2 separate regions of the Homo sapiens genome follow, and region 2 is linked to region 1. A link is a loop called in an ENCODE intact Hi-C map of the cell type or tissue named here. Cell type or tissue: Calu3. All regions are shown on one strand. Each heading gives the region's core, and the rest is flanking DNA. Links, peaks and the distances in the headings are about the cores only. Region 1 overlaps MCF2L2 (MCF.2 cell line derived transforming sequence-like 2). Region 2 overlaps MCF2L2 (MCF.2 cell line derived transforming sequence-like 2).

Region 1 (8,342 bases), core at 291-8,290:
TAAATGGTTTTTGTTTGTTTTTGTTTTGTTTTGTTTGAAACTGTGTCTTGCTCTGTCACCCAGGCTGGAGTGCCGTGGCTCCATCAGGACTCACTGCAGCCTCAACCTCCTGGGCTCAAGTGATCCTCCTGCCTTGGCCTCCCAGTAGATGGTTTCTGAGTCCCTGTTGCTGGCCAGGCACTTCCCTATTCTGGAACAGCTGTACTCATAGCAGCCTCATAAAACTGTTAATGTGAAGTCACCAAGGCAGTCTTGTAAAACTCCTGAAGAGGCTATGATCGTGGAAATTGGTTGCTTAAAATGGAGTTTGTGTCAGAATACAGGAAATGCTTCTTGTGCAGTTAAAAGACCATGTATTTCTTTGAAAGAACGGTTTTAAGCATCTATAGATAAGAACACAAATGTATACAGAAAAGGAAAAGAAACAAGACATTTTTAGCTTTTAACAATTGTTACAAGAATATGCACGTATGGTAAAGTTGGTGGGGCCACAGGAAGAGACAGGCTTGGAAGGAAGAAGTTTATAATATCCACATGTCCAGGGGTCGGGGTCACCTCACGCCGCATGGGCTACTGGGGAAGCACCAAGCTTTGGTCAGGAGGCAGAAGAAGGAGGCAGAGGAAAGTCTAGGACAGAGCGTTTACTGGAGTTCTGCAGGCAAAGCAAGGCAGGATTTAGTATGGACTAGTTTGAATAACTCCTGCAGTCTTTGGGGTATAAGGATTGTCTCTTTGTTACATGGCACCTGGCCCTGGGATGACTTAGGGCAAGGTAAACAATGGCCTGGTGTGTGAGAGTTTGATAAGGTGGTGGTTGGGGATTTGGATTTGAGACTGGTTGTTTTGCGTATGAAAGACCTGCTCCCAGCTAACCCCTTCCCTGTCTCTAAGAAGTGGTTAGCCCTGGGGTGGGGGTGGCGGGGCAGTCTCTTCCTAGTCATGGAGGCCACAAATGCCAGAGCCTCAAGAGTACAGAAAATAAGAAAATGTGGCTCATGTAATTGACCCTGTAATGAGAGGATGCCAAATAGACAAAAACAGAATCCAAGAAAAGACAGAAAAAATGTTTTAAGGCCAGTTTTACATGCTTAGTGTGTCCTGTGGGTTTGATGAGCACAATTATTCTGCCTTTTTTCTTCACTATATAGAATATAAAAACTTTTTAAACATTTCTATCCTGTAAAGATTAAAAGAAGAAAAAAAATGTGGGGAAACTGCCTCTCATTTGTTTTTGAAAATTTACATCAGGTAAAATTCACTCTCTTTGGTGTACAGTTCTATGAAGTTTGACAAATGCGTGGTGTTATCCAGTCACCACAATAAAGATACAGAACAGCCCCATCACCACGCAAAACTTCCTCACTCTGCCCTTTTGTAGCCAGCCCCTCTCCCCATCCCTAATCCCTGGCTGCCACTGATCTGCTCTCCATCCTTATAGTTTTGCCTTTTTGCAGAGAGTCATACAAATGCAATTCCAGCCATGTGCTGCATAACAACATTTTGGTCAACAACGGACCACATATACAGTGGTGGTCCCATAAAATTATAAAACTCTATTTTTACTGTACTTTTTAAAAAAAGTTTTTCCTTTCCTTTCCTTTTCCTTTTCCTTTCCTTTTTTTCTTCTTCTTTTTTTTTTTTTTTTTTCAAGACAGGGTCTTGCTCTGTCACCTGGGCAGGAGTGCAGTGGTGTGATCATGGCTCAGTGTAACCTCAGACTCTGGGGCTCAAGCTATCCTCCCACCTCAGCCTCTTCAGTAGCTGGGACTACAGGTGCGCACCACCATGCCCGGCTGATTTTTTTTTTTAATTTATTTTTTGTAGAGACAGGGGTTTCCTTGTATTGCCCATGCTGGCCTTGAACTCCTGGGCTCAAACGATCCTCCTGTGTCAGCCTCCCAAAGTGTTGGGATTACATATGTGAGCCACTGCCCCGGCCCCTTTTCTGTGTTTAGATGTGTTTAGATACAGAAATACTTTCCATTGTGTTATACTTGCCTACAATGTTCAGTACAGTAACATGCTGTACAGGCTTGTAGCCTAGGCACAATAGGTTACACCAGTTAGCCCATGCATGTAGCAGGCTGTCCCATCTAGGTTTGTGTAAATGCACTTTATGACTGAATAGCAACAAAATTGCCTAATGGCGATTTTCTCAGAATTGATCTCTGTCATTAAGTGACACATGACTGTGTATACTGGGTAGCCTTTGAGTCTGAGTCTGACTTCTTTCACTTAGCATAAAACAGTTGGGGTTCATCCATGTTGCTGGGTATGCCCATAGTTCTTTCCTTTCATTGCTGAATATTATCTCACATTATAGAGGTCCCTGTTTATCTGTTCACCATTCACCAGGAAAGAACATTTGAGTTGTTTCTAGTTTTTAGTGATTAAGGATAAAGCTGCAGCCAAACATGGTGGCTCACACCTGTAATCCCAAAACTTTGGGAGGTTGAGGTGGGTGGATCACCTAAGGTCAGGAGTTCGAGACCAGCCTGGCCAACATGGTGAAACCCCGTCTCTACTAAAAATACAGAAATTAGCTGGGCATGGTGGGTGTGCCTGTAGTCCCAGCTACTCTGGAGGCTGAGGCAGGAGAATTGCTGAGGCAGAGGTTGCAGTGAGCCGAGATCATGCCACTGCACTCCAGCCTGGGCGACAGAGCGAGACGCTGTCTCAAAGAAAAAAAAAGAATAAAGCTGCTATAAACATTCACATACATGTGTTTGCTGGGCCACAGAGTAGGTTTATGTTTAACTTTAAAAGAAATTGCCAAACTGTTTTTGCAAAGTGGCTCTATCATTTTGCATTCCCACCAGCAATGTATGTGAATTCCAGCTACTTCATACTCTTACCACCTTTTCAAAAACGAGGGTATTTTTTTAATTAGTCATTTAATAGGCATGTTGTGGTATCTCACTGTGGTTTTAATTTGCTATTTCCTAATGATTCATGATATTGAGCCTCTTTTCATGTATTTATTTTCCATCTGTATATGTTCTTTGGTGATGCTTCTGTTCAAATCTTTTGCCCTTTTTTAATTGGGTTTTTGTTTTCACATTGTTGGGTTTTGAGAGTTCTTTATATGTTCTGGATATAAATCACTGTCTGATATATGACTTGCAAATATTTTCTCTCAGTTTGTAGGTTGGATTTTCATTCTCTTAACAGTGTCTTTTGCAGAGCAAATGTTTTTAATTTGGATGAAGTCCAGCTTATCAGCTTTTCTTTTATGGGTTATGCTTTTGGTGCCATATCACAGAACTCTTTGCCTAACCCAAATATTTCTCCTAAAATTTCTCTGAGAAAACACTTTCTCTACTCACACAACACTTCTGACAACTAATGTGTAGGCTGCTTTTTTTTTTTTTTCACACCAAGCAGTTCTCCAACTGTCTAGACACCAATCAGGGGCTCTACAATTCAATTCAGACACTGAAGTTAGCATCAGATCCCACAAGTTGAGGGCTCAGTCCCTCAAGACTGTCCCCACTTCAGATGCTAATTTTAAGTCTGGGCATCCTGTACTTCTGACCTACCAGCTGTGGATTAGGGGGGTTCTGACAGCCTCCTCCTTGGGTTCTATAATTTGCTAGAATGACTCACAGAACTAAGGGAAACACTTTACTTATGTTTACTGGTTTATCATAAAGGATATAACTCAGGAACAGCCAGATGAATGAGATCCATAGGGCAAGGTGTGTGGGGTGCACAGAGCTTCCACGCTGTCTCCAGCATACCACCCTTCCAGGACCTTGGTGTATTCACCAACCTGGGAGCTCCTTAAATCTCCTTGTTCTAGAGTTTCTATAGAGTTTAATCTTCTTCTTCCCAGAGGTCAGTGAGTGGGGCTGAAAATTCCAAATTATAATCACTTATTTTTTCTGGACACCAGCTCCATCCAGAGGCTATCTAGAGTTCCCACCCTGAGTCACCGCATTCATGTAAACTCAGGTGTGACCAAAGGGGTTCATTATAAATAATACAAGATACTCCTATCACTCAAGAAATTATAAGAGTTTTAGGAACTCTGTACCAGGAACCAGGGACAAAGACTGAATACATTTCTTACTATACCACAGTTTTCTTCTACATTTTCTTCCAAGTTTAATGTTTCATGTTTAGATCTATGATCCATTTTGACTTAATTTTTGTATAAGATGTGAGATATGTCAGCCTAAATAACAGACAGGGAGAGGCTCTCTAAAAGAAAATATTTATTCAGGAACAGGGCATTGAAATGGGAATATGTGTGACATAGTAAACTACGTGCTTATTCAGGAAGGTAGAGGGAGACAGAGGTTTTTAAAGGGAACATGAGGAGCATTATGTAATTGTTTCGAGATCATTATTCTTGGCTACAAAGATCAATAACAAGAGCGATGCCAGTCGGAAGTTGGACAGGCAGTTGAATGTTGCAATGGCCTGTGTGCCAGGTTGTAGTTTTTGCCGTCCTTTGTGATAGTTTTGTTATCAGGCATACAAGTGTGAGAACCCTTTCTTTGCAGTCTTCCCTGGCCTATTGGTTAGGTTTTATTTATTTATTTATTTATTTTTATTTATTTTTTGAGACAGAGTCTCATTCTCTCACCCAGGTTGGAGTGCAGTGGTGCTCTCTCGGCTCACTGCAACCTCTGCCTCCCAGGTTCAAGCGATTCTCCTGCCTCAGCCTCCCAAGTAGCTGGGATTACAGGCGACTGCCACCACGCCCGGCTAATTTTTGTATTTTTAGTAGAGACAGGGTTTCACCATGTTGGTCAGGCTGGTCTCGAATTCCTGACCTCGTGATCTGCCTGCCTCGGCCCCCCAAAGTGCTGGGATTACAGGTGTGAGCCACCATGCCCGGCCTATTTATTTATTTTTTAATACTAGTGACTCTGTTTTGATTCTGGCTACTTTCATAGGTGTGGGTCAAGATTCCTATTTTTACATATGAATGTCCGGTTGTTTCAGCACCATTTGTTTAAATAGAATTATTTCTCCATTGAATTACCTTTGCACCTTTGTAAAAAATCAGATTAGTGTTTGCCGGGGTTCAGGGAGGGATTTTGGGGGTGGGAGATGACTGAAAGGTGCAGCACAAGGGAGGTCTTTGTGGCGATGGGACAGTTTTGCATCTTGCTTGTACTGGTGGGTACAGGAAACAACATATGTGGGAAAATGACAGAGCTACATACACACACATTATAAGCATATCAAATTCCTGGTCTTGATATTGTACTGTAATTATGTAAGATGTAACCATTGGTGGTGAAAGGTGCCTAGGACCTCTCTGTACTGCCTTTGTAACTTCCTATGAAACTATAATTATCTTTGCAACTTCTTGTGAATCTATAATTACTTCACAGGATAAAAAGGTTTGTGGGTTTTTTTTTGTTTTTTTTTTTTTTTTTTTTTTTTGAGACGGAGTTTCACTCTCATTGCCTAGGCTGGAGTACAGTGGTGTAATCTCGGCCCACTGCAACCTCCGCCTCCTGAATTCCAGCGATTCTTTTGCCTCAGCCTCCCAAGCAGCTGGGATTACAGGCACCCACCACCATGCCCGGCTAATTTTTGTATTTTTAGTAGAGATGGGGTTTCCCCATGTTGGCCAGGCTAGTCTCGAACTCCTGACCTCAGGTGATCTGTCCGCCTCCGCCTGTTAAAGTGCTGGGATTACAGGCATGAGTCACTGCGCCCAGCCTCTTCACAGGATAAAAAGTTTAAAAAATCAATTGATCGTATTTGTGTGGGTCTATCAGGACTTGCTTTTTTTTTCCCATTGATCTATTTGTCCATCCTTTGTCATTACCACACTCTTCTTTACTGCAATTTTATTAAGTTTTGAAACTGACAAAACTTATGTGACTCATTCAACTTTTTTCTTCTTTTACAAAATTGTTTTACCTATTTGATGTCTTTTGCATTTCTATATGAATTTTAGAATCAGTTTGTTAATTTCTATAAAAAGTCAGCTGGGATTTTGATTATGGAATTGTTTTGACTCTACAGATCAATACTTAACAGTATTAACTCTTCTAATATAATCCTTTGTTTTTAATTTTCACTTTTCGCTTTCAACTTAAAATTCCTCTTCGTCATCTAAAGCTTAAGATGAGAAAGCAGAGTTTTGGCAAGTGTGGGATATCACACCTCCCTCATGGTACAGAAAATATGCAGCCTGGCAGGATAGGTTTCTGAAACTCCAGACCCTGTGCAAGGTTACTTTTGCCTAATACAATGTTGCACATTGGGTCTTTTTTAAAATGTCGATTATTACCATAGCAACTCATACTCCAAGAAGCAAAATACATTTTTAGCTTGATAATTTCTAACGACCTGTCCTAAAATTTCTAATTTTAGAAAGAATAAATACCTTTTAAAAACTCCCATAAGTGGTTTAAAATTTTTAGGTGGGAAAGGCACAGATAGATTCAGGTTTTTATCCATTCTCATATTATAAAGATACATTTTAAAAGCCCCAAACCATTTTCAGAAGTGGAGGAGCAAGACATGGGGCCTGACAAGGTTAAGGTGGTGATAGGTGGTAATCAAATCCCACAGAGCCTGAGTCTCTCTAGAACAGGGTCTGTCTTGTTTACCTTATTATCCCCCAGTACCTGGCACTTTTTTTTCTTTTATTATTATTATACTTTAAGTTCTAGGGTACATGTGCACAATGTGCAGGTTTGTTACATATGTATACATGTGCCATGCTGGTGTGCTGCACCCATTAACTCGTCATTTAGCATTAGGTATATCTCCTAATGCTATCCCTCCCCCCTCCCCCCACCCCACAACAGTCCCCGGAGTATGATGTTCCCCTTCCCGTGTCCATGTGTTCTCATTGTTCAATTCCCACCTATGAGTGAGAACATGCTTTGGTTTTTTGTCCTTGTGATAGTTTGCTGAGAATGATGGTTTCCAGTTTCATCCATGTCCCTACAAAGGACATGAACTCTACATTTTTTATGGCTGCATAGTATTCCATGATGTATATGTGCCACATTTTCTTAATCCAGTCTATCATTGTTGGACATTTGGGTTGGTTCCAAGTCTTTGCTATTGTGAATAACCTGGCACTTTTTTTTAGTAGTTCAATACATATCTGTTGAAAGAGTAAATCAGTTTTGTTGCATAATTTTGGCCTATAGACTTTAGGCCACAATTTTTTTTTTTAAGAGATGGGGTCTCCCTCTATCACCCAGTCTGGAGTGCAGTGATGCGATCACAGCTCATTGGAGCCTCAAATTCCTGGGCCCACGGAGTCCTCCTGCCTCAGCCTCCTGAGTAGCTGGGATTACAGGTGCAAACCACCGTACCTGGCTGGTCTCTAATTTATATTCTCATTCCAAAGTGGATTCATTCCTTGACTAATACTTTACAATAATAGAAGGAAGTCCATATTCTTATGTCCTCTGACCAAGAGTTAATTTTCAAAATAATCAACAGGGAGTGAAAAAATATAATGTCATAGTTAAAGGCTTCAAAGATGTGTTTCAGAGATAGGAGTGAGGAGTCCTTGTCCCACTCAGGAGTGAGTAGAGGGTGTGATATAGTCACTGAGTGAGCCAGAACCACACCCAGGCCAGAACTACTGCCAAGGAATAGAAAGGGGCAATTGGGGATGCGTCAGCTTCCTCTGGATGTGTGAGTGTTCGCTCATCAGCGGAACTGCTAGCTTATAAAACCCAATGCCCTGTCACCTCCAGATCCCCTCAGTGCAAGCTAAAGTAGGGACACATCAATATTCTTCATCGGGGCGCACCAGTGTAGTGAGTCTTTTCAATGCATACTCTTTGTGTTTCCCTGTATTCTAGTTTTATTTTCACATTTACCCGACCAGCTTTGATTGGGCTTCTCATGGTAGACTTTCAGGCCATTGCACAACACTTGATTTTGGTGGCTGAAAGGTGTACCTTAGCTTGGGAACTTATGACTGAAAATTCACGTAAAGCAAGGCCTGACTTCTAGGTAGCCTGGAACTGTGTTCCCTGAGCCAAGTCAACATTTTGTCACAGGCTATACCACGCTTTGGTATTTCTCACTCAAAAGCAAAAAATGGAAGAGACTTTAAAATATTTCCCTGCTGGATATAGTAACTTTTTTTTTTTTTTTTGATGTGGTCTTGTTCTGTCGCCCAGGCTGGAGTGCCATGGTGCGATCACTGTTTGCTGCAGCCTTAACCTCCAGGCCCAAGCAGTCCTCTTGACTTAGCCACCCAAGTAGCTGGGGCCACAGGTGCATGCCACCATGCCTGGCTAATTTTTTTTTTTATTTTTTTTCTAGTGATGGGGTCTTGCTATGTTGCTCTGGCTGGTCTCAAACTCCAGGCCTCAAATGATTCTCCCACCTCAGCCTTC
Region 2 (8,342 bases), core at 88-8,087, 52 kb after region 1:
TGGAGAGGCTGGAAGTGGGGAGGTGGAGGTTTGTGGGGTGGATATGGGGGTTGGGGCTATGTGAGGGGAGTTGGACCCAGAGCAGTTCCCTGTCTCATTGCCACCCCCTCCTTTTTTTTTTTTGGAGACGGAATCTTGCTCTGTCGCCCAGGCTGGAGGGCAGTGGCACAATCTTGGTTCACTCAACCTCCACCTCCGGGTTCAAGTGACTTTCCTGCCTCAGCCTCCTGAGTAGCTGGGACTACAGACATGCGCCACTATGCCCGGCTAATTTTTGTATTTTTAGTAGAGACGGGTTTTCACCATGTTGGTCAGGCTGGTCTTGAACTCTTGACCTCGTGATCCACTCGCCTCGGCCTCCCGAAGTGCTGGGATTACAGGCGTGAGCCACCATGCCCAGCCAATTGTTGTATTTGTAACAGTGATCTGTGATCAGCAATCTTTTTTGCCATCTTTTTGCCACCCTTTTTCTTCAGGATAAAATGACCATAAGGGGAGAGGGGCTGTTCCGCCTGATTGGCCTCCCAATAGGGCAGGCCATGAATGACATCCCTTTCACAACAGCAGCTGGTTGCCAGCCCTCCCTCTCCTAGGTATACCCTAGGGGCAATTCAGGGTGAAGGAAGGGAAAAAGGATGCAGTGTCACAAGAAACGATTGTTGCTCTGATTTGGAAGAGTATCCTTTTATCATTCAATGGAGCTCATAAGGAATCCCTCACTAAGAAATATGGCAGCAATTGCTGAGTTAGTCTATGGTCAATTTTTTAGTCTACTATTTGAATAAAAGAAAGGTTTTACTTGAATATGCTCTCTTCCTCCTAGAGCTTTCAAAATGTGTAATTTTAAAATTTCCTAAAAGTACTTTGGCTACAATTCACCTTTCGTCTCAAAAAAAAAAGAAATAAAAAATTAAGCAAATAAAAATAAAAGATATCTCATCAGTTACGATGTAAATGAAAAAATGTGTGTGTGTATGTGTGTGTGTGTGTGTGTTATGTACTTCTTGTGAGTTGTGGTCAGGCTTTGAAAACCACTATGCTAGAACACAACTAATCTGTCTATACCTTAATAAAACATGGTATACTGTGCAGCTTTTATGAATGCAGTCTCTGGATCTGCTGTGGGTCCTTCTCATTGCATCCTCAATGGCACCAGTGTTATATTCCATTAGACTTGCTTGGCAGAGGAGACTCCCTCTACCTCCACACCAGCCATCTGACACATGTCAGCAGAGCAACGTGCCAAGGCATTTCTGCAAGCTCCTGAGGGCATCTCATGCATGACAAAATCTATAAATTAGGGAAATCTCATCATTCAGTGTAAAAGATGACAAGGTCCATTACCTACTCCTGAATCATTGTTATTTTTCCATCACTAGGTTATTATGAAATAAGACTCTATGATCCACCCTGCATACAATAGATCAACGGAGTTCGAAAGAGCACAATTCATTTTATAATTGGGAGCAGGTTTCACAGTGAGAGGAAATTTTGTTAGTAATAATGGTCACTCTTTATGAAGGGCCTGTATTACACGCTGGGGATCCAAAGATGAGTAAGACTGAGTTCAAAGTCCAGTGGGGAATTCAGGCATAGTAATGTCATAGATGAGAAACTGCAAAAGGATACAATGTAACATTCACTGCTGTATTAATTAGTTCAACTTTATATAGAAAATGTGAAGAAAGACTTTTGGTAGTGTGGTGAAAATAATTAGATTGAATTTGACTGGGACTGGTTCGAATTTGAATCCTGGGACTGATACTTACTTTTATGTACACACACACACACATACATAGTGGCTTTCAAAGCCTGACCACAACTCACAAGAAGTACATCATAACACACACACACACACACACACACAATTTTTTCATTTACATCGTAACTGATGAGATATCTTTTATTTTTATTTGTTTAATAAACAATATAATAAAAAATATATATATATATATATTTTTTCTTTTGAGACAGGGTCTCACTGTGTCGCCCAGACTGGAGTGCAGTGGTGCAATCTCAGCTCACCGCAACCTCTGCCTCCCAGGCTCAAGTGATTCTCCTGCCTCAGCCTCCCAAATAGCTGGATTACAGGTGCCTGCCACCATGCCCGGCTAATTTTTGTATTTTTAGTAGAGATGGGGTTTCACCATGTTGGCTAGGCTGGTCTTGAACTCCTGACCTCAAATGATCCACTGACCTCAGCCTCCTAAAGTGCTGGGATTACAGGCATGAGCCACTGCACCTGGCCAACTTTTATATATTGACACATGAAAAATATTATCTGGTCCCTAGTCAGATATATATATTAGAGGGAACTAAAATTTAGATTCTTATTGGACTGACATCCTATTTTAAAAGGAAAACATATATATATGTTTCCTCCACTTTAGGAGGCTGAGGTCAGTGGATCATTTGAGGTCAGGAGTTCAAGACCAGCCTAGCCAACATGGTGAAACCCCATCTCTACTATAAATACAAATATATATATATATATTTGGAATATAAGATTGCCATATTGTTTTAGAGCTGAATTGGCAAAACTAGTATCCCAGGTACTTCTTTAGTTAGACTTGTTATCACGCATCTGTGAAAGCCTACACTGGGCTTACTTCATCTCTGCCTCCAGCACTTTCTGGTCTCAGGGCGAGTGCAACTTTTCCAGACCTTGATTTCTTACAAGAAAAAAAAAAAGGAGATGTTGAATGCAGTGATCGCTTTACTGTCCTCTTATGAATCAATAGGGGTGGGGCAGTAAAGTATGAATAGCCCTTCATGATTAAGGGGAAAGGACACCTGCTTTTTTTTTTTTTTTTGGATATGGCATCTCGCTCTGTTGCTGAGGCTGGAGTGCAATGGTGTGATCTTGGCTCACTGCAACCTCCGCCTCCCAGGTTCGAGCAATTCTCCTGCCTCAGCCTCCAGAGTAGCTGGGATTACAGGCGCCTGCCACCACGCCCGGCCGATACCTGCTTTTGGGAAGGAGTTTTTAGTGTGCCTAAAGGAAGCCAAAAAGGGCAAACCATAATGGATCCAGAGTGGCTGGGGAAAACCTGAGAAAGCGGCATGAGAAACTGGATATTTTGCTTATCGAGAGACTCAAAACCAAAATCAAACACAGAAATTGGGAGAGAGAAAAATATAGATTAGGAGGTCCCTACAATATCAAATCTTACCAAAATTTCTTTCACTTCAGAGTGAAGAAATCTTTGAAAGCCATCATGAAAGGGGGAACCCTGAGCTGGAGCAGCAGGCCAGGCTCGGAGACCTTTCCCCCCGCAGGTAAGACTGCACATCCGTGGGTGCAGGGGGCGAGGGGGTGCGGGGCATGGGTGGCGAGGATCCTCTCTTTTACACCTCAGCACCTGTCTTTCCCAGATAAGAATCATAATATTTATCCTCTATACTAACCTTCATTTATGTACCTGAGAACAAAATTTGTGGATCCCACAAAAGCAACAAGCAAAAGAGCTTAAAGTGACATCTTAGAAACCAAACTTCTAAGAATACAGTGTTTTAAAAAATTGGGCTATCAAGAGAATATTACATGTAAGCTAATGTTGATATTGACTGAATTATTGGTTTAAACACATTTAAAGTCTCTTGGTTCCCCAAAGACACAAATTTATACAAATGCTGTTTTTGCTCTGTAGAAAGGTGTTTGCATCCTCAGAAATGCTGTGCCATTTAGAAAGCCTAAATTAGGGAGGTAAAAGCCAAAAATAACACGGGGAAATTTATTTTAAAAAAATATTTATACTCAGAATCCCCATCATGATACCTGTTCTAGTGCTAGTCACATTATTTATACCCACGCTGGTTGACTTGTAAGCTTTTATCCATGGCGTCTATCATAATGCTTGACTCTTAGCAGGCCTCTGAAAAATGTCTGTAGAATGAATGAACAAACATCTTTAGGAATGTGCTCCTTGATTAAACATAATATTAACTAGACTACTTTATATTCTTTCACTTACGGTGTATTCAAAGAAACATGTGGGCTCTTACTGATTGCCATGTTCCTGGAGTTATAATGAATGGCCCAATTCAGCATGTGGGCGTTGAATGGTATAATCTCTGAAAAACACCATTTGGCAATGATATGTTCTCTAGTTTTCCTTAAGTGACAGTTTATCTTTTGAGACTTTTACTAAAACTCATACCTACTTTTGTAAGAGTCTTAGTGTTCTTTAAGTTAGTTGATGAATTATTGTATTAACTTATAACAGGCCAGGTGTGGTGGCTCAGGTCTGTAATCCCAACACTTTCCAACACTTTGGGAGGCTGAGGTAGGAGGATTGCTCGAGCCCAGGAGTTGAAGACCAGCCTGAGCAACATAGTGAAGACACCATCTCCACAAGAAATTAAAACATTTAGCGGGATGTGGTGGGGTGCACCTGTAGTCTCAGTTACTCAGGAGACTGAGGTGAGAAGATTGCTTGAGCCCAGGAAGCTAAGTCTGCAGTGAGCTAAGCTGTGATCACACAGCTGCACTGCAGCCTGGGTGACAGAGCAAAACCCTGTCTCAAAGAGGAAGAAAAAAAACAAAAAACGTATGGCAGACTGCCAAATCATACTTATGAGAAACACAAAGGAATAAAGTTACAGCACTCAACTAAAGAAACAAAAATATCTTTATGTTCTTGCAAAAGAACTTTGAGAAAAGGCAAAATTAGCCACTGAGTTAATCAAGAGGTAGAATCTGTAAGACTACTGTTTTTGTTCTACCACCAGCTTTGACTAAATACCTTAAGATCACCAGTCTTTGCTGCAACTGTTTAATCTGTATTTCCTTATTCCTTTTTGATTTTATAGATTTGAGTTTTGCTGCATAACTAAACAAATTTGCTTGGTATATAGAAGGCTTTCAGATTTTGGGGAGATGATTAATTATTCAGAACCCTAAGTGGACACTGTACAAGGCATGGTTGCCTTCAGAACTTACAGCTCGTAAAAAAACACATGGAATGATTAGTAGGTAGTACGATAATATATGTGACTAAATATAAATTTGGGGAGAAGGGAAGGAAGAGATGCTTAAGGGAAGAGAGGAGGTAGAATTGGATTTCCAAAATTTCAACAGGTATAGGAAAAACAGTGCTCTTGGCAAGGGAAACCAACTTAAGCAAGGTATGGTCATGATTGACATTTGTGATAGATAATAGTGGCAGTGATAAAAAAAAAAAAACCAAGCTATAGGGAATGAAGGAGGAAAAGTTTACGTAGGGCGTTGAAAACCAGGTAGAAGAGTTTAGATTTGATGCTGGAGGCAGTGAGGAGTCTTTGAGGTCTGGAGTAAAGGAATATTGTAATGAAAGCTATGATTAAGGATTGTGTCACTGCAGAATGCGGAAGTGATCGGAAGGAAAACTGACTCAAAGAGACATCGAATATTCCTCTCATTATTATCACAGAATGAATAACCTTGCATATCAAGAGTTCTCTGGTTCTATTCTCATTGCAGCTATAGCATCCAATTAAAGTCCCCAAATATAGGTCATTAATTAATTCTTCCAAGTCATCACATTTTAGTACCAACTACAAACACTCCTACCACGACTTGCAAGTAAAAAGTTCTACCATAAACAAATAATTCGGATGCTTACAAGTTTTAAATATAGATTGAGTTACACAATATGCCATGTGAAGAACTGAGCAGGAATCAGGTAAAAACAGATGAGAGCACATTACATGCAACTATATCGAAGCACCAGACACTCCAAAGTAGGTGTAAGGGCATTCCTGATATTAAGAGATTAGGGTTAAAATTGACTGTATTTCAGACAGCTAACCGTGTCAAAGAAAAGGAAAACGTAACCTTTTCAAATGGTATCTTAAAGCGCTATAACTACAGGTGATTTCATCCCTCTCTCAACAGATTATAGTCATGCATTGCTTAACAATGAGGATAAGTTCTGAGAAATGCATTTTTTTTTTTTTTGAGACAGTCTCGCTCTGTCGTCCAGGTTGGAGAGCAGTGGCACAATCTCAGGTCATTGCAACCTCCCTTTCCCAGGTTCAAGCAATTCTCCTGCCTCAGCCTCCCGAGTAGTTGGGATTACTGGTGTGTGCCACCACACCTGGCTGATTTTTGTATTTTTAGTAGAGATGGGGTTTCACCATGTTGGCCAGGCTGGTCTCAAACTCCTAACCTCAGGTGGTCCACTTGCCTCGGCCTCCCAAAGTGCTGGGATTACAGGCGTGAGCCATGGCGCCTGGCCAATAAATGCATCTTTAGGTGACCACATCGATGTGCAAACATCCCAGGTTATACATACGAGAACCTAGATGGAATAGCCTACTAGACACCTAGATATATGGTAGAGCCTATTGCTCCTGGGCTAGAAACCTGTACAGCATGTTGCTGTACTGAATACTGCAGGCAATTGTAAGACAATGGAAAGTATTTGTGTATCTAAACACATCTAAATATACAAAAGGTACAGTAAAAATCTGAAATAAAAGATAAAAAATGGTACACCTGTATAGGGCAGTTCCATTACAATTTCATGGGACTATCATCATATATGTGATCCATCGTTAACCGAAACGTCATTTTGTGGCACATGACTACATTAGGAAAGAACATCTCCCCATCCAGATATTCCAGCATGAGTCATTTAACAAAAAGTACATCTTAGGTGGCTCTATAATGCAGAGAACATGATAATCCTATAGGAACAGGGCTAAGACCATGTAGTACATTAAGACAGAAGGAATGATTATATAAGCAATGTTCATGAAAAAGTTTAAATACACATCTCATGATAATTTTTCAGTTGTTTATTGGAAACTATAGATTTTTTTTAAACTCACTAATTATTTTGCCATACAAGAGCAAAATTCAAGTAATACAAATATTTAACATTTTGGTATAAAATTAACAATATGGAAAAAAGATGCAAACCAACCAAAAGGTAAAAAAATTTTAACAATAACACTGTGTATAACCATCTTCTATTCAAGTGACCATCCAAGCTGATAGTTTATTTTCCCTTTGTTGACATTTTTTAAAAAGATAGCCCTACACTGGAGCACCAAAAAGTTTTTTCCTTCTTTTTTAAAAGGTTGGAACCCTTTTATTTACAGATACTCTTCTCAGTACTTTAAGTAAGTGTGATGAAGGAATCATCTAGCAACTTCCTTCTTAGAAAAAAAGGAAGTGCCTTCATATTTCCTTGAAATTTAAACTTGTTCCATTCTATTCTAAGCAAAAATTAAAAGGACACAGTTCAGAAGAGCTCTTTCAGCAAATAAATAATTGTTTCACAAAAGCACTGCTGTAAACAAGATCACTTTGATGGCCAGAGACACTTATGTTTTCAACCAATGGCAACCTTAAACACTTCCAAGTATAGATACACAGGGTATATATGGGCAAAAGGCAATACATCATTAATCAATCAACTAATAAAAATTAATTATAAGCTTGTTGCTTGGTCAAATATGCTTTTGTTCTCTATGTTTTTTTAATTGGTCAGAAAACTTAAACTGTAATGATCTAAAACCCTGTATCTACTCTGAAAGTAACTACAACCTAGAATGTTTGACACTGTAGTTTTGACATTAGTTAAAAATTCTAAATTATCTAAGCAATGTAAACAAGCCTCAAATTTCAAAATAGAAAAAAATTAAAATTTCTGTAAACATTAAAAAGCTACCTGCTAAAAATTGTAAGTATCATCATTCAGTTGTGTATACTGAGAAATCTTTTTTCGTTTTGTTTTGCGTGTTTCCGACATCACCTTATTATATGAGACATCTGATTTTCCCTAACAGGTGCCTCTGCAGTCAAAGGCCTTAGAGTGAGTTCAGTCACTCTTGCTGAAGTCATTATTTTGGCCTTCATATAATCTCCCTAGCAGTAGACACCACCTAGTTCTTTCTGTAGTGAAGGGAGGTAGTGTGTATTATAGCCACATTTTTATCCTGCTTTGTAAAATAAATGTAACTTACTCTATTAGATCTCAGACACATCTCTTTGATTACAAGGAACATGCAGCTTTAAAAATGCTTTAACCCCAAACTGGCAACTTTTCTATCACTTTTTTACTCTGTTTTCAAGTTTGAAATATTTAGAAAATAAAGATCACCTCTGACAGTTATTGATGAAAAATAAATTGTTTTAGATATTATAACTTTGATGTTTAATGCTCTCAATTTAAAACTCTGAACTTGGAACAAAGTGCTGTGGTTTATAAGACCTTGTTGGGGAGGAGTGGGTTAATTTTAGTAATCAGTACAAGGATTTAGACACTAAGATTTCATTTTATAAAATTATGGAGACATTAGGCTTGTAATGTTCTGTCTTTCCATTTGAAGTCTCTCCATTATTATATTCCTCT

The links. Peaks named below come from ENCODE experiments on the same cell type or tissue, not always from the same donor. Only the 100,000 strongest peaks of a DNase experiment are listed, where the experiment ranks them.
Region 2: it touches region 1 in a loop (2.1-fold over the local background); 2 of 110 quality-filtered maps call a loop at or near these places.

The regions. Positions count from the first base shown.
Region 1 is chr3:183,323,551-183,331,892 of GRCh38, reverse strand. The region is part of intron 5 of MCF2L2 (MCF.2 cell line derived transforming sequence-like 2); the gene reads left to right. Among named protein-coding and RNA genes, the nearest start is that of B3GNT5, 74 kb to the right of the region's middle. In Calu3, for the core only: no CTCF peak of the experiment used is centred there; a DNase peak (open chromatin) is centred at 4,410.
Region 2 is chr3:183,271,809-183,280,150 of GRCh38, reverse strand. It overlaps MCF2L2 (MCF.2 cell line derived transforming sequence-like 2), which reads left to right. Exons shown (of 30, transcript NM_015078.4): 15 at 3,194-3,279. B3GNT5 (UDP-GlcNAc:betaGal beta-1,3-N-acetylglucosaminyltransferase 5) reads right to left here. Exons shown (of 2, transcript NM_032047.5): 2 at 6,766-8,342. Among named protein-coding and RNA genes, the nearest start is that of B3GNT5, 23 kb to the right of the region's middle. In Calu3, for the core only: no CTCF peak of the experiment used is centred there; DNase peaks (open chromatin) are centred at 4,490 and 5,327.